Regions from separate parts of the Homo sapiens genome. Here all the other regions are linked to region 1. A link is a loop called in an ENCODE intact Hi-C map of the cell type or tissue named here. Cell type or tissue: B cell. All regions are shown on one strand.

Region 1 (8,000 bases):
GACTACAGGCACCCGCCACCGTGCCTGGCTAATTTTTTGTATTTTTAGTAGAGATGGGGTTTCACCGTGTTAGCCAGGATGGTCTCAATCTGCTGACCTCGTGATCCACCCACCTCAGCCTCCCAAAGTGCTGGGATTACAGGCGTGAGCCACTGTGCCCGGCCGAGACTCTGGATTTTATGTAGTGTGTTCCTGTTGTTTTTCAGAATTTTCCTGCTAGTCTCAAATGTTTATTTTTCCAGATTAATATTATTTTCCAAGGCACCCTCCTCAAATCCTATTGTTTTGATTTAAATCACTTTCAGTTTATAGATCCATTTAAGAAAATGCACAACCTTACAACTGGAGTACAAGGCTGGGCTTTGTGTTGTTTTGAGTCTTCACTCCCATAGGACATCAAGTCTTAGTGAGGGGATGATGGTGCCATCTCAGGAAGTCCCCAGCATTCCTGGGCACCTTTGAGGGAAGGAGCCCAAGAATGAACCAAGGACAGCCCTGGGGTCAGACAAGCCCCACAATGCCATGTACCTAGGAATCCAAGGCCTTGTCAGGGAGGCTCAGAACACAGCCCCCAAGCCTACAACTCCTGGACTTTCCATTGCAGGGTGAGTCCAGAACTCCTTGAAGAAAACATTCCTTAGAGGCCCAGGAAAGGCACCAGATGTGCCTTCAAAGAGCTAATTCATGAGGTAGGAGATTTCACATAGTGGTGCCTTGTTGGAGAGACCGAGCAGAGTGATGCATTTGCCAAGGAAAATCCTACCAGTCTCAAAGTCACAGCCTTGGAGAGTGGCAGGGATCTGCTGTGGGAGCCACAGGAATGGGCGGCTGCTGTGGGCAGAGCCCTGCAGGCTCTCCTTCCTTCCCAGCTGGGGCTCTGCTGGCTTCTCTCCAATCCTGGAACCCCAGTCTGCAGCATCAACCCACTCCTTCCCCAGGCAGGGGCCCAGTTGGGCACCAAAGGCTTTCCCCAAAATGCCCAGAGAGATTGAGTAGGCATTTGTTTATTCAACAATTATTGTCAACAATGTGCCAGTCAGTGTTCTAGATACTTGGGGTACAACAAAAAATAACAGAGACTGAAATTCTTACCCTCCTGGAGCTAACAGACAATAAAAATAATCATAATATGTAAATATGTTAGAAGAAAAGTGCCATGGGGAAAAAACAGGGCAAGGTAAGAGGACTTGGGAGTTGGGGGTGGGGAGCAGTCACATTTCCCAAGAAAGCAACCGTGCTAGGGAACTTCCATTTGCCCTCCAGATCCCCAGAAAAGGCTGACCTGAAGGACTGTGTCCTGGCTCTGGCTGGATTCAGCCAATGAGCCTCGCAGGAGAGCTTAGACAGGCGGGGGAGGTTTTTATCCCCCTGGCTCCCTCCTTGCAGGTCACAGCTCTGGTCAGGTGGCCCTCTCCCACAATTCTGTCCTTCCTTCCACCAGCCATGTCTTTCCCTCCTCCTCGCCCTTCTGCCAGGCCTGGGAGTAGCAAAAATGCCCCATGCTACTGAACCTGGGCACTGCACTCTCCCTTAGGGTTTCCTTACAGCCTGTCCACACCTTTGAAAATAGTCCTGAAATAATGCTAATTTGAATGCTGAGAAATACAGTGATATTTGAGCAGGCTGGAAGGCAGTAAGGTGGTATGCCATGCCGATGTCTAAGAAAAGAGTGTTCAGGGCACAGGGAACTGACAGTACAAAGGCCTGGGGTGGGAGGCTGTGCCTGGGCTATTTGAAAAAAAGCAAGAAAGCCAGAGTGGCTGTTGCAGAGTGAGGAATGGGGAGAGGAGTAGGAAATAGTATCTAAGAGGTATGTTTTGGGAGGTGGGGGCTTGGCATTTGCTCTTGGTGAAGTTGGGGTGGATGACGGCCCACTGGAATGAACCCAGAAGTGATGTGATCTTTAACACTATCACTCTGGCTGCAGTGTTGAGAACAGACTCTGGGTCAAGGGTAGAAGCAGGGAGGCTGGTAAAGGGGAGGCTCAAAAGACAGTGGGAAAGGAACCAGAAGAGGCTTGTACTGTGGAGCTGGAGCCAACAGGGTTGACTGAGGACTTGGGGTGTAGAGGAGAAGAGCAAGGGTGGCTTCAAGGCTTCCCTGCATCTGCCCAGCCTGGCCCTCACATCCTGTCCCTCTGGGTGCTGTGTGTACACGTGTCCAGTCCTTGGGGCTGTGCACTGCAGGCCCATCTCCTCTGGCTGGCCTAGAGGTCTGCCAGCCTCTGCCAAGAGGAGTCCTTGACCAAATCACAGCTTTCTCTACCTGGGGCCATCTGCCTGAGGTCACTGGTAGGGGTGGGGAAGTGGATTCACTCCCTGGGGTGCAGGGAAGGGAGGCTACGCCTAATCCCCAAAGGCAGTCCAGTAAATCTCCCATATCAGTGAGATATTTTCTGGGGCACTCCCAGACATATGTCCTTCAGCCCAGATCCCGTGAGTCAGCCAGAACTGAATGTGACCAGCTTCCTCCTCCACCGCTCACTTGGCTGGCTTCCTCTCAGGCTCCAGCCTTCTGCAGGGGCAGCTGAGGCCACGAGTGAAGGGCCTGCTCATGGGTAGCCCACGCCCCCTCCTCAGGGCCCTCAGCAGCCCTTGCCCCTTCTATTGGATGTGTTCTTTCAGAATCCCGGTTTGAAGGGCCTCCTCCCATGGCATCCTGTGTGGGGCTGGACTCTCACTGCTCCACAACCTGAATTCAGGCTTCTAGCTCCTTCCAGGACAGCTGGGCCTGGCCTCCACTGAGAACAGAGGAGTCTCCCCCACCTGACTCCATGCTGAGCTCTCCACTGGCCTGTCCTCTCGGGTCTGCTGGGGCCATCCAATACAGAGGGCTCGTTATAAGAGTGGGCTCTGGGGTACAAGTTCTGCCACTCCTTCACCTGCATGTGACCTTGGCCAGTCACCTATCTTCTTCAAGCCTCTCCTTCTGACACTGTGGTGTTCCTTACACATTGGAGGCCCTCATAAATGCTTTCTGAATAAGTCTGCCTGCAATATGCTTAACGCAGTGCCTGACCCAGAGAACATGCTCAGTAAAAGTCAACTATTTAAATCATCCCCATTTACAGATGAAGAAACTGAGACTCAGAAATGTAACTTGTCCAAGGCCTCAGGGCTGGGAAATGGTGGAGCCAGGTTCCCCTGTGCCCTGATCCATCAGTCCACCTCCCCTGCATGCTCCCCATTCTTCTCTGCCTCTGTGAAGCCAGCACAGATATGTCAGCCTCAGAGGGATGAATGGAGAAGCCAGAAACTCACACTCTGAGAACCCCTGAGGAGACAGGAGGTTCCTATCATCATGGGAGATACAAAGATGAATTAAAGTTTCAGCCGCTCAAAGGGCTGCCAGTCTGGAACTGGGAGCCACGGCGCCCGGAACAGAGTCTATCCCTACACAGAGGACCCAGCAAGCCTCAAGGGAGGGGCACCATCTGGGTTCCCAGTACACAATTGGCTCGTTGAATCACAAAGTTCACAAGAAATAGTGGCCACACAATCTGAATTTTAAAAGACAAGTCCAAGTTGCAAACATTTTCTCCTATTGTTATAATAGAGTATGAAGTGCCCCAAAGAATCCATTATTGTGGCACCTAAATGACCTCTCACAGCCAGGTGGATCACAAAAATCTATGTTATACCACACGTCCTAAGCTTGACTTGGGGAAAGAGGATCCCCATTATGCTAGACACACAGATGCCGGCTGCCCCCAGCCTCAGCCTCATGGGTGTATGCAGGTCCACACAGACTAATACCAGACAAGACAAAGGGTCACCCACTCTTGGGCTATTAGATGACATGGTGACTTGAGTTAGTGCCCCCTCCCCTTTCCAGCAGTGATCCTAACACCAGTGCTGGGCACTGTAAGGTCTGGAGGGGCCTTTGGTATCCCCAGAGAAAACAGACTGCCTTTGCATGCTTCTTGTCAGCATGAGAGGCAAGCCCTGGTCTAAGTGACACCGAGGTTGCAGCCAGGGTGTCTCTGACAGGGCTGCTGTCCTCAGATGTGAAGGCTTTGCTCCTCAGCCTCTTGCTACAGACCTCCCTCTCACATTAACTCCTGCCAGGACTTTTGGTTTCGGTTTCTGACAGCAGAAATAAGTTCTACCCTTTCCCTCTGTTGTCCTCCACACTTCCCCTCCTCCTACCCTACTTCCTTCACCCTTCTTCCTCCCACCCTAGTAGGAAATCCCCCCCCTGCCCCCACCCCCAGTCCCAGTCTGAGAGGGACAAAGAAGAAGAGAGGAATAGAGAAGGGACTGAGAAAGGGAGTTGCCAGAGACCTCGCTGCATCTTCGGGGCTTGGTGATCACTCACAAATCTGCAAATTGTGCCCTGTACAACTCAAGAGGACACCAGTCCTCTCAAGTCACCAAAATTTGCATATTTATTAGCACACTTTTCAGACAGATGGCAGTAAAGTGTCTTGAGAAGGAACAGTCTGAAGCTCTGGAGTGGGGTTAAAGGGCTGAATGCCTTTCGGCTCTCATCTCCTAGAAGCCCCAAGGCACCCCCAGTCCTTGAGCTGTAACCCACTTATCCCTCTTTGCTCAACTTCCCAGCTGGGCTAGAACCCCAGTGAGACTCTGGCTCAAAAGAGGCTCGCCAATCTAGGTCCATTTGTGGGGCCCCAAGCAAGTCTCTTCCTCACTAGGCCTCAGTTTCCCCATCTGTAATATGTAAAGAGAACAAAAGGATCTCTAAGCGGCCATCTATATTTAACAGCTGAGTCTGTGCAGAGGGTGCCTGGAGGCAGATGATTACAGTTGGGTTGCAGCCTCAGGGTCCCTATTTCTCTGAAGGAAGGAGGTTGTTGGTTGTTCCGTTGACTGAGAGCAGGGGTCAGAGAGGATTCTTTTGTTGAAGAATATCAAGAGGGGCTGTGTGACCTGGGGCGGCTCCTCTAACCTCTCTAAACCTGTTACCTCCCCTATGAAATAAAGGTGGTAATATTCACCTTGCAGGTGGCTGTGACGACTGAAGGGAGTACTGCATGCAAAAGTGCTGGCGTGGAGGAGGCGGCAGAAGAGGGCGGCGGCGGGGCACGGCAGCCACTGCCTGAGCTCAGGCTCCAGGGCAGGAAACCCACCTGACAGGCCACTCCTTCAGCTCGCCTCCCCCAGTGGGCTCCCTCCCCTCTCTCTGCAGGGCCACACCTCTGGGAGGATGCTCAGGGCTTGCACAGCGCTGAAGGAACCCCAAGGAGCCTACACCCCTTAGCCTGTCATGCCAGGCCCTCCCCTACCTACGCCCCGCGGCCACTCCCCACCCAGCCCCCCCGACCTGCTCGACACCCCCAAACAAGCCATGCACACCTCCCTGCCTTTGCCCAGGCTGCATCCTTTCCGGGTCACATGCCCTTCCCTCTCCCCCTCCTCAAGACAGCTAAATCCTGCTCATTGTTTAGGGCCCAGCTCAAATGTCACCTTCTGAGAGAAACCTTTCCCTGCCCTTCCAGTAAAGAAAATACTCATTCTTCCTGTTGCCTCCCTCAGCCCCGCATTCAGTCCCGTCAGGAGTGCAGCTGGGCTCCAGTCCGCCACATCCCCTCGCGGAGCCCCCAGTGCCTTATCTAGAAAATGGAGGTAAATCGTCCCTACTTGGGGGGCAGGACGAGTTCAATAAAATGGGACACGTCGGGCGTCTAAACATAGCGTGGGGCCCACAGTAGAGCCCGGCGAGTCCAACCAGTCAGCCTCGCACTGAGAGGGAAGCGCGCGCCAGGCCCCGTTTCCAGCCTCCTGTAAGTCCTCCCGGAAGACCAGTTCACAGCTCATTGGAAGATCAACCAGGATTGACAGGTTCCCAGCCCAATGGCTGGCCGAGCCCGAGAATGGCTCGGGAGCAGGTGGTCGGCCCCTTCCCCTCTCTGGGGCCTCTACCTGCGGAAGGCAGGGCGGGGGGCCTGGTTTCCACAAGCTGCCTGTGTCAGCCTGTGGGGCCGGCCGCCCCACTGATGACTCAGGTCTCCTCCCCACCCTTCCCCTTCAGGAAGAGGCCCTGTCATAATCGCAGTTGTACTACATAAAAATAGCTTCGTTTCACAGTGACATGAGCACAGCCCTTTCCACTGAGGGAAGAGGAAGGCAGTTTCCCCCTACGCGTTCCCCGGGTCCCTCTTCAAAAGCGGATCCTCGGGTGGGGGCTTCACACTTCTCAGCAATAGCTTCATCAGCGGCTTCCTCCCCGGCTTCGGCGCTGAAGGCTTTTTTTACCGCTTTGCGACCAGCTTCTCACCTTTTCTTATTTGGCCCTCACGTCAGAGACGGCAGGCAGCTGAGGTTGCTGTTCCCATTGTGCAGGTGTGGAAACCCAGGCCAGAAGAGGGGAGGTGACTGGCCTGAGGTCACACAGCAAGCTCGCGAGAGCCGAGTTGGGGGCCCTGACTCCTTCACCGAGTTCCTTACGCGCCTGCATAGGCCTCCTCCTAGGAAAGTACTGTGGCCACAGCCAGGGCACCAAGAAAAAGGAGAGGCGAGGAAGGCTGGACGGAACACAGATGTGAGGGGCAAGACATTCATGCAACAAACATTTGTCTGGCCGGGTGAGGTGGCTAACGGCTGTAATCCCAGGACTTTGGGAGACCAAGGCGGGCAGATCACCTGAGGTCAGGAGTTTGAGACCAGCCTGGCGAATATGGTGAAACCCCATCTGTACTAAAAATACAAAACAAATTAGCCAGGCGTCATGGCGCACGCCTGTAATCCCAGCTACTCGGGATTGGAACCCAATGACAAATTGGTGGTTTCCCTGTCAGTCAGGCCTGTTAGACTGAGAGCAGCCCCTCCAGGCCCAAGACTGATGAGTCTCAGCCATGAGGCCCAGCCTGGGGTGTGGGGGCCTTTGCTGCCCATTGAATCCCTGCAGTGCAGCCACTGAGGAAACCCTGCCTGGTCTTGTGGTCTCTGCTCTTCCCCCTCAAATCCACCCTCTACTATCAAAATGTAAGGCAGGTCAGAGGGCACAAGCTGGAAGCCTATAAATGGGTATCTTGTGGCACTAGAAAGAAAGGCACGCTGTGTTCCCAGCTGGGTGCCTGAATGCGTAGGAGTATGGGCAAGTGACTGTGTGTGTGCACATGGTTGTGTACAAACTTGGGGTGTGTGTGTCTTAGTCGGTTTTCTGTTATTTGTAACAGAGTACCTGAAACTGGGTAATTTATAAAGAAAAGGAATTCTTTCTTGCAGTGCTGGAGAATGAGAAGTCCAAGGTTGAAGGGCTGCACCTTGTGAGGTCCTTCTTGGTGGTGGGGACTCTGCGGAGTCCTGAGGCCCTGAAGGGCATCACATGGTGATGGGGTTGAGCATGTTAGCTCAGATCTCTCTTCCTCTTATTATAAAGCCAACAGTCCAATTCCCGTGATAACCCATTAATCCATGAACCCATTAATCCATTAATCCATGAATGAATTAATCTATTCATGAGGGCAGAGTCCTCATGGCCCAATCACCTCTTGAAGATCCCACTTTTCACTACTGCCACATTGGGGAATAAGTTTCAACATGAGTTTCAGAGGGGACAGATATTTAAACCTTAACTGTATGTCTGTGTTTGTGTGTGTGTTTGTGTGTGTGTGTGTGTGTGTGTGTGTGTGTGTGTGTGTAGCTGCTGTGGTTGTCAACTCAAAGTGAAAAAGCCCTCACTTCCTGTTAAGAATCAATTACAGCAGTTTTTATAGAAGCTCTAGCTCTCCCTGTGGGGATCACAGGAGCCTGGGAGGAGAGGTGGGAAGGCAGAGCAGGAAGAATGTCTTCCCTGAGCAGTGCTGGGAGCAAGATCAGGACTGCACATCCAAGACTCCAAGTTCATGTCCCACTGTGCTGTCAAGTCACTGCATGACATAAACAAGTCACTATACCTCTCTGGTTCCCTTTCTGTAAAAGCAGGAGGGAAGGTGAGACCAAATGATCCCTAACCCTTTCTCCTTTTTGGAGACTCAGATTAGTATCCAGAGTGCACTCTCCAGAGGGAGACACCAGGCATGTCGTCCACTCCACATT
Region 2 (8,000 bases), 290 kb before region 1:
GACTACAGGCGCCCGCCACCACGCCCGGCTAACTTTTTTTGTGTGTATTTTTAGTAGAGGCAGAGTTTCACCGTGTTAGCCAGGATGGTCTCGATGTCCTGACCTCGTGATCCACCCGCCGCGGCCTCCCAAAGTGCTGGGATTACAGGCGTAAGCCACCGCGTCTGGCCTACAATGCTCTGTTTTTCAGACTGTCTCTCTGACTTTATTTCTATTTTTTTTTGTTTGTTTGTTTTTGTTTTTTGAGACGGAGCTGTGCTCTTGTTGCCCAGACTGGAGTGCAATGGCGCGATCTCGGCTCACTGCAACCTCCGCCCCCCGGGTTCAAGCAATTCTCCTGCCTCAGCCTCCTGAGTAGCCGAGATTAAAGGCGCCCGCCACCATGCCAGGCTATTTTTGTTTTGTTTTGTTTTGTTTTTTGTTTTTTGATACGGAGTCTCTCTCTGTTGCCCAGGCTGGAGTGCAGTCGTGCGATCTCGGCTCACTGCATCCTCCACCTCCCACGTTCAACCGATTCTCCTGCCTCACCCTCCCGAGTAGCTGGGATTACAGGCGGGTGCCACCACGCCTGGCTAATTTTTTGTATTTTTAGTAGAGACAGGGTTTCACCGTGTTAGCCAGAATGGTCTCTATCTCCTGACCTCGTGATCCGTCCGCCTCGGCCTCCCAAAGTGCTGGGATTACAGGCGTGAGCCACCGCACCCGGCCAATTTCTCTCTCTTCTTAGCCCCTGTCTCTGTTGCAGTCTCTCCCTCTCACTGTGTGGTCTTTCCTCTCTGCAGGAACCCTTGGTTCTGCTTGCAGATATGCTTTCTCTGTTCCTCTGGGCTCACAGAAGAAGGTGGCCACCCTATTTATATCTCAAGTCAATGAATAGCCCTGTCTTGAAGACCGAATTTGATTGGCCCAGTTTGAATTGGGGCTCCACCTCTAGTCCAATCAACCGTGGCCATGGCAGGGGTGGGAAATACAGGGCAATCCTGCTATCCAATCAAATTCCCTGGAGAGACAATCTGGTTGGCCCAGCTGCAGTTTGCCTCTAGTCCAGTCAACTGTGTCCATGGTGGGGGTGTGGCATATAAAGGGCAGTCCTAAGGCCTTGGGCGGTCGCTCTCACCTACAATTCCAGCACTTTGGGAGGCGGAGGCTAGCAGATCACCTGAGGTCAGGAGTTCAAGACCAGCCTGGCCAACATGGCTAAAAATACAAAAATTGGCCAGGCGCCTGTGGCTCACGCCTGTAATCCCAGCACTTTGGGGGGCCGAGGAGGGTGGATCACCAGGTCAGGAGATCGAGACCATCCTGGCTAACATGGTGAAACCCCGTCTCTATTAAAAATACAAAAAATTAGCCAGGCGTGGTGGCGGACGCCTGTAGTCCCAGCTACTCAGGAGGCTGAGACAGGAGAATGGCGTGAACCCAGGAGGCGGAGGTTGCAGTGAGGCAAGATTGTGCCACTGCACTCCAGCCTGGGCGACAGAGCAAGACTCCGTCTCAAAAAAAAAAAAAAAAAAAAGGCTTTGCTGGCTGGGTGTGGCGGTTCATGCCTGTAATCCTAGCACTTTAGGAGGCTGAGGCAGGTAGATCACTTGAGCCCAGGAGTTCCAGACCATCCTGGGCAACATGGTGAAACCCTATCTCTTAAAAAATACAAAAATTAGCCAGGCATGGTGGCACACACCTGTAGTCCCAGCTACTCGGGAGGCTGAGATGGGAGGAGCGCTTGAGCCTGGGAGGTAGAGGCTGCAGTGAGCTGTGATTATGCTACTGTATTCCAGTCTGGGCAACAGAGTGAGACCCTGTCCCCTCATCAAAAAAAAAGAATTTGCTGTATCCCACACTGCTAGAAATGGAAGAGATTGAAAATTTTGTAGATTTAACAAGGTGATGTTTCATTTCTGTAGCACAATAGGAAATTGAGTTGTTTTACAGAAGCAGTTTTCCAGAAAATTCAAACTTTTCCTCTTTATTTAAGACTTTTTTTTTTTTTTGAGACAGCGTTTTTGTTCCCCAGGCTGGAGTGCAATAGCACTATCACAGCTCACTGCAGCCTTGATCTCCCAGGTTCAAGCAATCCTCCCACCTTGGCCTCCCAAGGAGCTAGGACTACAGGCATGAGCCACCACACCAGGCTAAATTTTATTTTTTGTAGAGACTGAGTCTCACTGTTTTGCCCAGGCTGTTTTCAAACTCCTGGATTCAAGCGATCCTTCTGCCCTGGCCTCTCAAAGTGCTGGGATTACAAAAATGAGCTACTGCACCAGGCCTCCAAAACTTTTAAACTTTTGATTGTTTTGGGGTAGAAATATAAAAGTATTTAGTCTACTTTTATAAAAACAGAAATAACATAATTCAATCTTTTCTTGATGTATTATGAATACCATTATTGTGGAAGTATAATACTAATAAAATAGCAACCAGGGCTGATATGATATATAAAAAATTTTATCTAATCCCAAATGATGCCAGACTATATACCCTTCTTGTTGAGTTCACACATCTGTTTTTGTGTTTCCTTTTTTGTCAGGCTATTAGACAACACTTTGGCTGTGGTTCTAGCACCTATTCCCCCTTTCTAATTTACTGACTCATGCAATGGGGATCCATATGACCAAATTAGTATTTAAAATGAGCAAAGAGACTTACAGAATGAAATTCTGAAAGCCTAGGTATGAGTAAAGTACATGAACTTTGATATGCCAACTTTGTAATATCTACTTTGATGGCTCAGAAGCCTTTTCTCTTCATAACCTTGTTATTGATTAATTTACCCATGAGTACTACTTTACATACATAGCCAGTGGATGCTTCTGTATATTTAACAATTGCTTACAGGTAATACATGATTATAATTGGTTGTTTTTTTTTTTTGTTTGGTTGTTTGTTTTTGAGACGGAGTCTTGCTCTGTCACCCAGGCTGGAGTGCAGTGGTACAATCTCGGCTCACTGCAAGCTCCGCCTCCCAGGTTCATGCCATTCTCCTGCCTCAGCCTCCAGAGTGGCTGGGACTACAGGCGCCCGACACCATGACTGGCTAATTTTTTGTATTTTTAGTAGAGACGGGTTTCACCGTGTTAGCCAGGATGGTCTCGATCTCCTGACCTTGTGATCCACCCGCCTCGGCCTCCCAAAATGCTGGGATTACAGGCATGAGCCACTGTGCCCGGCCCTAGCCAGTGGGTGATTATAATTGTTAATCACTTTTATTATCTAATATTATGGTTAATGCACATGAATTGGAAATTGGAAATTGGAAAGGACTTATAAGCCAAGAGTTCATATTCTCTCTTTCATCTCTTTTTAAGTGTTTCATTTGAAATCAAGCAAGTTCCTCACAATGCTAAAGTACTGTGAATAGGGTAAGATCCTCAACTAGCTGGCTAAGAAGCATGACCGAAAAAGTAATTTTTTATTTTTATTTTTTTATTTATTTTGTATGCAACTCATTGTTTATATTTTTTGATTTTTTTATTTAAAGGAATTTTTAAAGGCATAAAGGGAAATCCATAATTCACAACATTGCACAGGAAAATATCTTTATTACTTAGTAAGCACCTACTCACTATAGCAAGTGCCAAGGGATCATTTATTCCTCACATTAATTCTAGGAGGTCAAGAGCACCCCAATTTATAGTGGAAAACAGGCTTATGGAATTAACTTACTTACCAGAGGTCACATGGCTGTTAAGGAACTCAGCTGGGATTCACACACCAGTCCTTCTACTCCTGACGTCTGTGCCCTTTAGTAAATACAAACAAGAATTCCCTAGCACTGTCTTCAAGATTTGATACACTGAAAGTTCCACTGGATTAATTTTAAGAATGCCCCCAAAGGATTCAGAGGGAAGGGTGGTAAGTTAGCACCATCTGCTGACCATCTCCCTGAACATCAGGATGAGGAACAAGAGGCAGTCTAATTGAGGACAAGGGGGATCTCATGCTATCTAAGGTTACCTCCAGCCCCCAAGGGCAGGCCCAGGAAAATGATGAGCGCCTCGCTGTAGTCCTCTTGGTCACCCTACAATACCAAGGTTGGGCAGTGACTCCCTGAGGAAGAAAGTAGTAGCAGTTGGAAGGAGCCTAAAAGAGACCTTGAGAAAAAAAGGTCCAGACTTCTATCAGCACAGTGGAAACATATCATTTCTGCAAATAAATCTTAGCATCTCCTGATTCTAGCATCCAGCAATAAAAACAGATTCCTGAGCCCTCCTCCAGACTATTTTGTCAAAATCTTTAGGAGAGGGGCCTAATGTATTTTAACAAACAACCAAAGTAATTCTTTTTTTTTTTTTTTTTTTGAGCCAGAGTCTCACTTTGCTGCCCAGGCTGGAGTGCAGTGGCATGATCTCGGCTCACTGCAACCTCCGCTTCCCAGGTTCAAGCGATTTTCCTGCCTCAGCTTCCTGAGTAGCTGGGACTACAGGCACACATCACTGTGCCCAGCTAATTTTTGTATTTTTAGAGACGGGGTTCACCAGGTTGGCCAGGCTGGTCTTGAACTCCTGACCTCGTGATCCGCCAGCCTCAGCCTCCAAAGTGCTGGGACTACAGGCCTGAGCCACCGCGCCCGGCTACAACCAAAGTAATTCTTAAGTAAAGGAAAGATGGTGGGTCACTTCCTTAATAGGAGGGCAGATTTTTATTCCTTGATGTGAGATGTTCCTGGGTAGGGGGTAGAGATTCTGCAGACCCCTAAAATCTCATCAGCTTTTGGAATAAGATATAGAGAAGTAATGGAAACCCATATGGTGATTTGGATTTAAGTCTGGGTTCTGCTGTGACCTTGGGCAAGTCACTTAAACTCTCTGTGTCTTGATTTTCTCAGCTTCAAAACTGGAATGCTGATAATAACAATATATCATTTGGTTGTTGTAATAATCAAATGAGAAAGTGGATGTGAAAACCCTTTGTAAGTTATAAAGTTCAATACGATGTGTTAATATTATCTTGAGTTCGCACCACCTACAGATGCAGGTCCTTATCTTTTAAAATACTGAGTTCCTCAATATTTATATTTATATCCTTCCAGGGATAATCAATGTCTGCTGATATGAAGGAGCAGGGTTTGGCCATGAAAAAAAAAGTCTTTATTCAGAGGATACAAAGATTCCCAAAAGAATGATGACTCTCTGAGAAGATGTGCCAGAATTTCTGGTGGAGGAGAGGAGAAGCGAGATTTTTTGTTGTTGTTGTTGAGATGGAGACTTGCTTTGTCACCCAGGCTGGAGTGCATTGTCACGATCTCAGCTCACTGCAACCTCTGCCTCCCAGGTTCAAGCGATTCTCCTGCCTTAGCCTCCCGAGTAGCTGGGATCACAGGCGTGCGCCACCACACCCGGCTAATTTTTGTATTTTTAGTAGAGACGGGGTTTCACCATGTTGGCCAGGCCAGTCTGGAACTCCTGACCTCAGGTGATCCACCTGCCTTGGCCTCCCAAAGTGCTGGGATTACAGGCGTGAGAAACTGCGCCTGGCCGAGAAGTGAGATTTTTATGTTTATCGAAAAGAGTCTTGGGTTAAAAAAGAAAAGCTTGAGAAATACAGTTTTAAAGCCAGAAGACTCCAGCTCTATTCTCTGTTTTTCACTTGTTATGTGACCCTGGTCAAGTATCTGCCTTTTCAATAGGCCTGTTTCCTCATCTAAAAAAATCAGGGTTAATATTGAGTGAGTTAAGACTCATGGACTCTAATTTATTAAAATATTTCTTATAGCAACTCATAATGCTGGGAGGTAAAATCAAGTATAAAAGAAAAAGAGGGCCTGCATGGTGGCTCACACCTGTAATCCCAACACTTTGGGAGGCCAAGGCAGGCGGATCATGAGGTCAATAGATCAAAACCATCCTGGCCAACATGGTGAAACCCCGTCTCTACTAAAAATACAAAAACTAGCTGGGCGTGGTGGTGTGCGCCTGTAGTCCCAGCTACTCAGGAGGCTGAGGTAGGAGAATCGCTTGAACCGAGGAGCCAGAGGTTACAGTGAGCCAGGATCGCACCACTGCGCTCCAGCCTGGCCACAGAGTGAGACTCCATCTCAAAAAAAAAAAAAAAAAAAAGACAAAAGAAAAAGTTTTACATAAAATGAAGACATAAAAAGTTATGTGCCTGACTGGGTGCAATGGCTCATGCCTGTAATCCCAGCACTTTGGGAGGCTGAGGCAGGCGGATCACTTGAGGTCAGGGGTTTGAAACTAACACGGCCAACATAGTGAAACTCTGCCTCTACTAAAAATACAAAAATTAACCGGGCATGGTGACGCATGCCTGTAATCCCAGCTACTCAGGAGGCTGAGGCAGGAGAATCACTTGAACCCAGGAGGCAGAGGTTGCAGTGAGCTGAGATGGTGCCACTGCACTTCAGCCTGGGTGACAGATGGAGACTCTGTCTCAAAAAAAAAGTTATGTGCCTTCAGCTATGTAGTTCGCAAAAAGTAAATAACTCAAGGAGTTAACTCCTCCAGTGTAAACTATTTGAGCTGGAAAACTGCACTTGACTTTCTTTTTAAAGCGTCATTAATCTGTCAGAAAACAGCTGAAAGTAGGTGTGATGTGGAAGGGCTGATGTGACCACAAGTATTTGCCATCACTTTCCTGGTGAAGGATCCATTTTCTCACAGGGATAATCTCAGATGGCTCTGGGTTTTTTTTTTTTTTTTTTGAGACGGAGTCTCGCTCTGTCGCCCAGGCTGGAGTGCAATGGCACGATATCGGCTCACTGCAACCTTCGCCTCCTGGGTTCAAGCAATTCTCCCACCTCAGCCTCCTGAGTAGCTGGGATTACAGGAGTACGCCACCACACCTACCTAATTTTTGTATTTTTAGTAGAGATGGGGTTTCACCATGTGGGTCAGGCTGGTCGCAAACTCCTGACCTCGTGATCCACCTGCCTCGGCCTCCCAAAGTGCTGGGATTACAGGTGTGAGCCACCACGCCCAGCCGGCTCTGTGCTTTTGAATTCATAACTTGAGAGGATGGCCTGATAGGAACCTGACCAGAGGTTATCTATGCAGTGCCATCCTTAATCACGGCCGGGTGCGGTGGCTCACGCCTGTAATCCCAGCACTTTGGGAGGGCGAGGCGAGAGGATCACTTGAGCCCAGGAGTTTGAGACCAGCCTGGGCAACATAGGGAGACCTCATCTTTACTAAATTAAAAAAAAGAAAGAAAGAAAAGAAAACCCTCAAGACTTTAAAGCACCCACGGACTAGCAACAGCTAGAAGCTTTATCACCACGAGGCCTGAAAGAACAAGGAGACGGAGCTGTTACCAACTAACAATTGCTGCTCAGGGAACTAACTGACAATACCAACTCCATGTTACAAGTGATGAAACTAAGGAGAATGAGAAGATAAGGAACACAGGATGTGGAATTCCGGGGGAAGAAATTTAGTGAATCTGAAGCATCCAGCGCCTACCAAGGCACTTTAGAGACTTCCCCCTGGAGGGTTAAGCCACCAGCCTCACCTTGACCTTCCCTGCCGCCCACTAAAAGTGACCGGAAGAGCTCGACTATGACGACTCGGGACTACAAGTCCCGGCATGCATCTCTCCGCGTCTATCGCAAAACCTTTCAACTTTAGGATAAAAGGGCTTTTGGCAACCTTGAGCGTCGGGACCTGTAGTCGCCCCAGTTGGGGCTAGACGCTTGCCGTAGGGAACTCATTGGCGCCCAGGGCACCACCCCCTCGCCTTCGCCTCACGTAGCTTCACCAGCTCGCAAACACGGCGCGTGCCCACGCCCTCCGCCCCCTCCCCGGGCCTAGGGCGCAGGCGCGCGCAAGCTCCCCGGGCCCAGTAGGCTGGGGGTGGGGGTAGAAGGAGAAGGAGGGGAAGGGAGGGGGGGGTTGGGTGTCTACTCTGGTGAATAGACGGCTGTGGGGCAGAGAAGCGTGAAGGCCTGGCTGCCGGGCAGGTGAACTCTCCACGGGGTCTAGGGCCCGCGAAAGGGTTCGGAACCGAGTCAGCGCGCCTTGCGGGCAGGATTCACGCCGCTGTGACCC
Region 3 (8,000 bases), 410 kb before region 1:
TTACTTATTTTTGAGACAGAGCCTCACTCTGTTACCCAGGTTGGTGTGCAGTGGTGTGATCTCAGCTCACTGCAACCTCTGCATCCTGGGTTCGAGCGATTGTCCTGCCTCCGCCTCCCAAATAGTTTGGACTACAGGCGCCCACCACCACACCCAGCTAATTTTTGTATTTTTAGTAGAGATGGGGTTTTACCATGTTGGTCAAGCTGGTCTCGAACTACTTTTTTCTTTTTCTTTTTGAGAGAGAGTCTCCCTCTGTCACTCAGGCTAGAGTAGAGTGGCAGAATCTTGGCTCACTGCAACTTCCACCTCCCAGGTTCAAGCAATTCTCCCACCTCAGCCTCCTGAGTAGCTGGGATTACAGGCACACACCATCATGCCCAGCTAATTTTTGTATTTTAGTAGAGACAGGGTTTCACCATGTTAGCTAGGCTGGTCTCAAACTCCTGACCACAAGCAATCCATGTGCCTTGGCCTCCCAAAGTATTGGGATTATAGGCATGAGCCATTGCACCTGGCCAATTTTACCATTTTTTAAAATTATTCTTTTAGAGACAGGGTCTCACTATTTCACCTAGGCTGGTCTCGAACTCCCAGCCTCAAGTGATCCTCCCAATTTGGTCCCCTAAGTAGCTGGGTTTACAGCCACCACTCCTGGCTCAGTTTCACATGTGAAAGAAAAGTCCGGGTGGGGCACGATGGCTCACGCCTGTAATGCCAGCACTTTGGGAGGCTGAGTCAGTGGGATCGCTTGAATCCAGGAGTTTGAGACTAACCTGGGCAACATGGTGAGACTGTCTCTACAAAACAATTCAAATAGCTGGGCGTGGTGGTGCATGCCCGTAGTCCCAGCTACTCAGGAAGCTGAAGTAGGAGGATCACTTGAGCCTGATAGGTAGAAGCTGCAGTCAGCCATGATTATACCACTATACTCCAGCCTGGTTGATAGAGGGAGACCCTGTCTCAAGAAAAAAAAGGAAAAGTCCTACATCCAAAACTGAATTGAGGCCGTGCGCAGTGGCTCACGCCTGTAATCCCAACACTTTGGGAGGCTGAAGTGGGCAGATCACTTGAGGTCAGGAGTTCGAGACCAGCCTGGCCAACATGGTGAAACCCCAGCTCTACTTAAATACAAAAATTAGTTGGTCATGATGGGGTGCACCTGTAATCCCAGCTACTCCAGAGGCTGAGGCACGAGAATCACTTGAACCTGGGAGGCGGAGGTTGTGTGAGCCAAGATTGCATCATTGCACTGCAGCCTGGATGACAGAGCAAGACTCCTTCTCAAAAATAAATAAATAAATAAAAATAATTATAAATATTAGAAAGGAAAAATTGAAAAAAATCCCCAGATAATGAGATTATATAGGTAGAAAACTGAAAATAATCTACACATAGATTAAAGTTAATAAATCAAGTAAGGTTGCCAGATGTAAGATCCCATACAGGTTCACTGAATTTCTATAAAACCGCAGTGTACAGTTAGGAGATATTATTTTAGAAATTAATAAAAAGTGTGAGATTTTTAGTAGAAAAATTATAACACTTTACTGAAAGATAATGAAGACCTGGGCACGGTGGCTCACGCCTGTAATCCCAGCATTTTGGGAGCCCGAGACAGGCAAATCACGAGGTCAGGAGTTCGATACCATCCTGGCCAACATGGTGAAACCGCGTTTCTACTAAAAATACAAAAATTAGCTAGGCGTGGTGGCAGGCACCTGTAATCCCAGCTACTTGGGAGGTTGAGGCAGGAGAATCGCTTGAACCTGGGAGGCAGAGGTTGCAGTGAACCGAGATCGCACCACTGCACTCCAGCCTGGGCGACAGAGTGAGACTGTCTCAAAAAAATAAAGAATAAAAAAAAATGAAGACCTAAACATATGGAGAGACAAATCATGTCCATTAATAAGATAAAGATTCAATTCTCCCTAATCAATCTATAGATTTAATTCAGACGCAATAGGGATTTTCATGGAAATTGACAAGACAATTCTAAACATTTTTGGAAGAAGAAAGTTTAGCCAAGTTACTATTAAAAAGAAAACAAAGTAGAGAGATGACACCCACCAGATTTTAAGTCTTATTATAAACTCATAGTAATTAGGATGTGCAATATTGGCTCAAGTTTAGACAAACAGACCCATGGACACATGTCACTGCATATCCCTAGGGAAAGGAGGTACCAAGTCAATACACAGTGCTGGACAATTGCCAATCATTTCCAGGGGAAAAATAACACCAGATTCACACTTCACACTATACATAAAAATTCAATTCCAGAGGAATCAAGGACTTAATATGAAAGACATCACTTAAAAAGATACAGAATTTATTTAATAATTTGAGGTGGTGAGTTGTTTATTAAACAAAACACACAAAAGTACAAATGAGAATGAAGAAAAAAAACAAATCAATCTGACATTAAAACCAGTCACCAAGAGACTCTATAAGAGCAAAAAGAGAAGCTGTAAACTGGGAGAAGGTAATTGCACCATATAACCAACAAAGAATTACTATTTAAAGTCTCTGAAGTCTAGAAGCTGTGCAAAAAACTACTATACCCACTAAGAAAAAGATTCGCCATCTAAGAAAAAAATGGGCAAAAGGCACAAACAGGCATTTTACAGGAGAAACTATGAATGGCCAAAAAATCTTTGAAAAGATGTTCAACCTCATTAGTAATTAGGGAGATGTACATTAAAATTACTATAATGCTGGAAGATTAGACATTTGTAAAGGAAAAAAAAAAAAAAAAAGCCAGGCACAATGGCACACACCTGCAATCCCAGCATTTTGGGAGGTCGAGGTGGGAGGATAACTTGAGCTCAGAAGATCCAGAGCAGCTCACCCTGGGCAACATGGAGAAATCCTGTCTCTACAAAAAGCATAAAAACAAAATAAAAATTTTTAAAAATCAGCCAGTGTGGTGGTGCACGCCTGCAGTCCCAGCTGCTTGGGAGACTGAGGTGGGATCACTTGGATCAGGAAGTTGAGGCTGCAGTGAGAGGATATCATGCCGCTGCACTCCAGCCTGTGTGATAAAGCCAGACCCTGTCTCAAAAACTAAAGTAACATTTAAAAACCACTAAAAGTTACAATTTCATAACTACCAGATGGACAAAGATTAACTTCTGAGCATTTCTTTTTTTTTACTTTTTTTTTTTTTTTTTGAGATGGAGCTTCACTCTTGTTGCCCGGGCTGGAGTGCAGTGGCACGATCTCAGCTCATTGCAACCTCTGCCTCCCAGGTTCAAGCGATTCTTCTGCCTCAGCCTCCCGAGTAGCTGGGATTATAGGCACCACCACGCCCGGCTAATTTTTTATATTTTTAGTAAAGACGGGGTTTTGCCATCTTGGGCAGGCTGGTCTCGAACTCCTGACCTCAGGTGATCCGCCTGCCTTGGCCTCCTAAAGTGCTGGGATTACAGGGGTGAGCCATCACGCCCGGCAACTTCTGAGCATTTCAAGGCCAGTAAGGGTGAGAAGCAATGGGAATATAATAGGCCATTTGTGAAAATGCAAATAAGTACATAATTTGGGAAAAAATTATTATGCAGGTACCTACCTGCCCTAAGACCCAGCCAGCCATTCCATTCCACACTTTAAGGAAATATAACCTTGCACAGGTTCAAGGAGTTCCAATGGCCAAAATCTGGCAAAACCCCAAAACCTACAGGAAGGGAGAACGGATCTACACACTGTGCTCTGTTCAAACGTTTTACACCTAGCAGAGGTGCACAGGGCAATTATTAGTCATTGTCCATGTGTGCCGATTGAGCGCTTGAAATGCAGCTAGTCCTAATTGAGATGCGCTAAATGCAAAATATACACAGGATTCAGAAGACTAAGAAAACAATGTACAACGTGGGTTTCACCACGTTGGCCCAGGCTGGTCTCGAACTCCTGACCTCAAGTGATCCGCTCACCTTGGTTTACCCAATGCAGTGGGATTACCGGCATAAGCCACCGCGCCCAGCCAGAACACTTTTAAGAATCTTTCACATTAATGACACTGAAGTAAATACTTCTAACTTGTTGGAAGAAGCTTCACTAGAAAAAGAACGCTTGCACTTACACAAAGTTTAAACGCATGAGCGATTGAAGCGTTTACAAGCAGAACCGAAAACTTAAACGATATCTGTAAGAAACACCCTAAATGAAGTCAATCTGATTTTTTAACAGCTTTATATAGCCTTGTCGGAACAAGGCCTCAAAAAATTAGCTTAAGACTCAGAGTTGTTCCTCTCCACGGAAATCTTTAGTAAAAGGCGAAAGATTTATACGATCTGAAGAGAAACCAGAGTATGCTTGTTAATTTCATAACTCGTTTCTCGGGTAACAGAAACTCCTAGTATAGTGATGGTGACTAGTGAATGCCAAGGTTCTATACCTAGAAAAAAATTTTAAGAGTATTGTTTAAACAAAAGTCTAACTTTCACAGAATATGCTTAGAATAAAAATGTTTGATTTTGCCTTTTTAAATTTGTACTGTGAGCAGTGCATTATGGGTATGCAAATAATCGGATCAATCTTTTGATTCCGGAACAGAGCATTTCACAGAGTGCCTTATGTCACCGTTAGGGGGCGAAGCCGAAGACTGGCTGGCTGGAAAATAACGCTTTCCTGGTCAGAGACTCGGGTTTTATCTGTTTTGTGTATTTGTACGTCTGAGTTTGATTTCTTTTAAATAAAGACTGCTATTAAATTGAAAGAGAAAAAATTGGCAAGTCAATGATTAACACAGAATTCAGAATAGTGGTTCCTCCCTTCGGTGAGGAGCGAGAGATGTGACTTGGGGAAGGGCGCACAGGGGTTTAAAAAGTTTGACAATTTCCGTTTTCTTAAACTGTGTGGTGGGCGCAGGGGCGTTCTGATGTTATTTTTAACCGTGCACTCCGGGGATATACTGAATTTTGCATGCCATTTGAGAATTCCCGGCAATGTCCTGTTTAAAATTGGAACTTGAGCGCTCTGTTTCAGGTTTCCTGCCCGACCGGAATCTGCTGTTGGGGATGCAATCTTGCTATTCCAGTTTCAGACCTCGTGTCTCCTTATTCTAGGCGGGAGGATCGCCTGACGCCCAGAGTTCCAGACCTGCCATCTCTACAAAAAATAATAATTTAAAAACATAGTGCTGCCCTCTCCCCCTCGGAGCTACACTGTCGGCTCTCACCAGCCTACAGGGAATTCCTTTCTAAGGAATGTGCTCACTCGGCAACCAGTGAAAGGAAAGCAGTGCAGGCTGGTCTGGAATTACGGGCCACAAGCAATCCTCCCATCTCGGCCTCCCAAAGAATTGGGATTACAGGCCTGAGCCACCTCGCCCAGCCAGCACTAAGACTTTTACAGCCGATGGTGTAAACATTTCATTTCCCGACTTTCACACCTTCTCTAAACCAACACTTTTTTTCACTTTGCTGCTCCTTTGCTAGCAAGTCAATCATATTTGACATGCATGTAATTTAAATTTGTCTAATACATTTAAAAAATAGATTTACTGGATATAATTTAAAAGCCAAGCGATCCATCCATTTAAAGTATACCATTCGGCCGGGCGCGGTGGCTCACTCCTGTAATCCCAGCACTTTGGGAGGCCGAGGTGGGCGGATCACCAGGTCAGGAGATCGAGACCATCCTGGCTAACACAGTGAAACCCCGTCTCTACTAAAAATACAAAACAATTAGCCGGGCGTGGTGGCGGGCGCCTGCAGTCCCAGCTACTTGGGAGGCTGAGGCAGGAGAATGGCGTGAACTCGGGAGGCGGAGCTTGCAGTGAGCTGAGATTGTGCGACTGCACTCCAGCCTGAGCGACAGAGCGAGACTCCGTCTCAAAATAAATAAATAGAGTATACAATTCAATGGTTTTTAGTATATTCACAGTTGTAGAATCATCCCCACAATATAATTTTAGAATTTTTTGTTTTGGGTCTGTTATTGTTTTTCTTTTTTTTTGAGACGGAGTCTTGCTCTGCTCCCCAGGCTGGAGTGCAGTGGCGCAATCTCGGCTTACTGCAACCTCCGTCTTCCAGGTTCAAGAGATTCTCCCGCCTCAGCCTCCCAAGTAGCTGGGACTGTAGGCGCCTGCCACCATGCCCAGATAATTTTTGTATTTTTAGTAGAGACAGGGATTCACCATGTTGGCCAGGCTGGTCTTGAACTCCTAACCTCAAGTGATCTCCCCGCCTTGGCCTCCCAAAGTGCTGAGATTACAGGTGAGCCACCGAGCCCAGTTAGAATGTTTTTGCCACTCCGAAAAATGAAACAGTACCCATTAGAAGTTACTTCCCACCTGCTCATTCACCCAGCCTCTGGCAACTACTAATCTACTTTCTGTCTCTGATAGGCCCATTCCAGACATTTCATATAAAAGGAAGCATACAACATGTGGCCTTTTGTACCGGCTTCTTTTGGTGTGGCTCATTGGTGAGCAAACATTCATCTGGTTTTGTTTGTTTGTTTGCTTGGTTTTTCCTTCCCACAACAAGGAAAATGTGATTTAATTCTACAAATTTACAAACCAAAATACAAAAACAAAATGTGGAACACAAAATAAAGATGAGGAGTTCTGAGACTCAAGGCAGCTCAGCCGTAGCAGCTGCCCCGTGGTCCGGGCTGAATCCTCCCCATGACTTGGAGTCGGCTCTGACCTTGCCAGAACTTGAGGCTGAAGCCGGGCCCGCAACCGAGGCGCCCTGGTTCGTGATGGTGAAGTGGAAGCCAGTCTCCTTCACGTGGTCGTCACCCAGCTGGCTGTAGCCCAGGCCTCCCTGGCGGGGCGCGGGTCGGGTGGGGGCGTGCTGGTGCTCCACTTCACACACTGCTGCTCACTCTTTACGGGCCACGTGGGGAACATCGAGGGGTCAGTGGGGGGGCGGGGGGCGATCTCGCAGAAATACTCGCTTGCGGCCATCCTCAGTGCTCCTCCCGGGGAAGTAGGTCAGGAACTTGTTCGTAAGATGAAAGCCCTGTTCTGAGAGCAAGGCCCCCAAGCCCTTGCAGAGGTTGCTATAGGGGTACTGGCTGAAGGTCATCTTCTTGACTGCTGGAAGGTTACTGTAGCCATTCCTATTTGTTTTTGTTTTGATACACGTTCTGTCACCCAGGCTGGAGTGCAGGGCTGCAATCATAGCTCACTGCAGCCTCAAACTGCTGGGATTAAGCACCTCCTGCCTCAGTCACCCGAGTATCTGGGACTATAGTCTGCAAGCCACCACATTGGGCTAATTTTATTTTTTAATTTTTTGTAGAGATGGGGGTCTCCCTATGTTGACAGACATGTTGCCCATGCTGGTCTCGAATTCGTGGGCTCAGGGGATTCTCCCACCCCTGCCTCTGAAAGTGTTGGTGAGAGGTGACAGCGCGCTGGCAGCCCTCGTAGCCCTCGCTCGCTCTCGGTGCCTCCTTGGCCTCAGCGCCCACTCTGGCCGCGCTTGAGGAGCCCTTCAGCCCGCCGCTGCACTGTGGGAGCCCCTTCCTGGGATGGCCGAGGCCGGAGCCGGCTCCCTCAGCCTGCGGGGAGGTGTGGAGGGAGAGACACCGCAGGAACCGGGGCTGCGCACGGGGCTTGCGGGCCAGCTAGAGTTCCGGGTGGGCGTGGCCTTGGCGGCCCGCAGTCCGAGCGGCCGGCCGGCCGGCTCCGCCGACCCCAGACAGTAAGGGGCTTAGCACCTGGGCCAGCAGCTGCGGAGGATGCGCCAGGTCCCCCAGCAGTGCCGGCCCACCGGCGCTGTGCTGGATTTCTTGCCGGGCCTTAGCTGCCTCCCTGCAGGGCAGGGCTCGGGACCTGCAGCCTGCAATGCCTGAGCCTACCCTGCCCACCCGCCATGGGCTTCTGCGCGGCCGGAGCCTCCACGGACAAGTGCCGCCCCCTGTTCCACCGCGCCCAGTCCCATGGACCGCCCAAGGGCTGAGGAGTGCCGGCACACGGCTCAGGACTGGCAGGCAGCTCCACCTGCGGCCCCAGTGGAGGATCCACTGGACGAAGCCAGCTGGGTTCC

What was found. A loop is a pair of places that touch in the nucleus more often than their neighbours do. Peaks named below come from ENCODE experiments on the same cell type or tissue, not always from the same donor. Only the 100,000 strongest peaks of a DNase experiment are listed, where the experiment ranks them.
Region 2: it touches region 1 in a loop (4-fold over the local background); 2 of 110 quality-filtered maps call a loop at or near these places.
Region 3: it touches region 1 in a loop (34-fold over the local background); 5 of 110 quality-filtered maps call a loop at or near these places.

The regions. Positions count from the first base shown.
Region 1 is chr15:64,891,962-64,899,961 of GRCh38, reverse strand. No RefSeq gene overlaps it. Among named protein-coding and RNA genes, the nearest start is that of ANKDD1A, 16 kb to the left of the region's middle. RefSeq lists enhancers at 4,566-5,164, 5,959-6,268, 6,419-6,528 and silencers at 5,279-5,328, 5,369-5,418. In B cell, a CTCF peak has its summit at 4,429; DNase peaks (open chromatin) are centred at 4,101, 4,251, 5,081, 5,941 and 1 weaker place; H3K4me3 peaks cover 3,620 bases; H3K27ac peaks cover 5,606 bases.
Region 2 is chr15:65,185,197-65,193,196 of GRCh38, reverse strand. CLPX (caseinolytic mitochondrial matrix peptidase chaperone subunit X) reads left to right here and starts at 7,855. Exons shown (of 14, transcript NM_006660.5): 1 at 7,855-8,000. It overlaps LOC124903509 (a long non-coding RNA gene), which reads right to left and starts at 4,202. Exons shown (of 2, transcript XR_007064683.1): 1 at 3,955-4,202; 2 at 3,450-3,740. RefSeq lists enhancers at 832-1,126, 7,338-8,000 and a silencer at 7,607-7,916. In B cell, a CTCF peak has its summit at 3,898 (motif pointing left); DNase peaks (open chromatin) are centred at 3,886 and 7,716; H3K4me3 peaks cover 978 bases; H3K27ac peaks cover 1,035 bases.
Region 3 is chr15:65,300,986-65,308,985 of GRCh38, reverse strand. It overlaps RNU5B-1 (RNA, U5B small nuclear 1), which reads right to left and starts at 4,309; the gene lies at 4,193-4,309. RefSeq lists a silencer at 4,192-4,351 and an enhancer at 7,280-7,795. In B cell, a CTCF peak has its summit at 4,568; DNase peaks (open chromatin) are centred at 4,045 and 4,305; H3K4me3 peaks cover 1,719 bases; H3K27ac peaks cover 1,804 bases.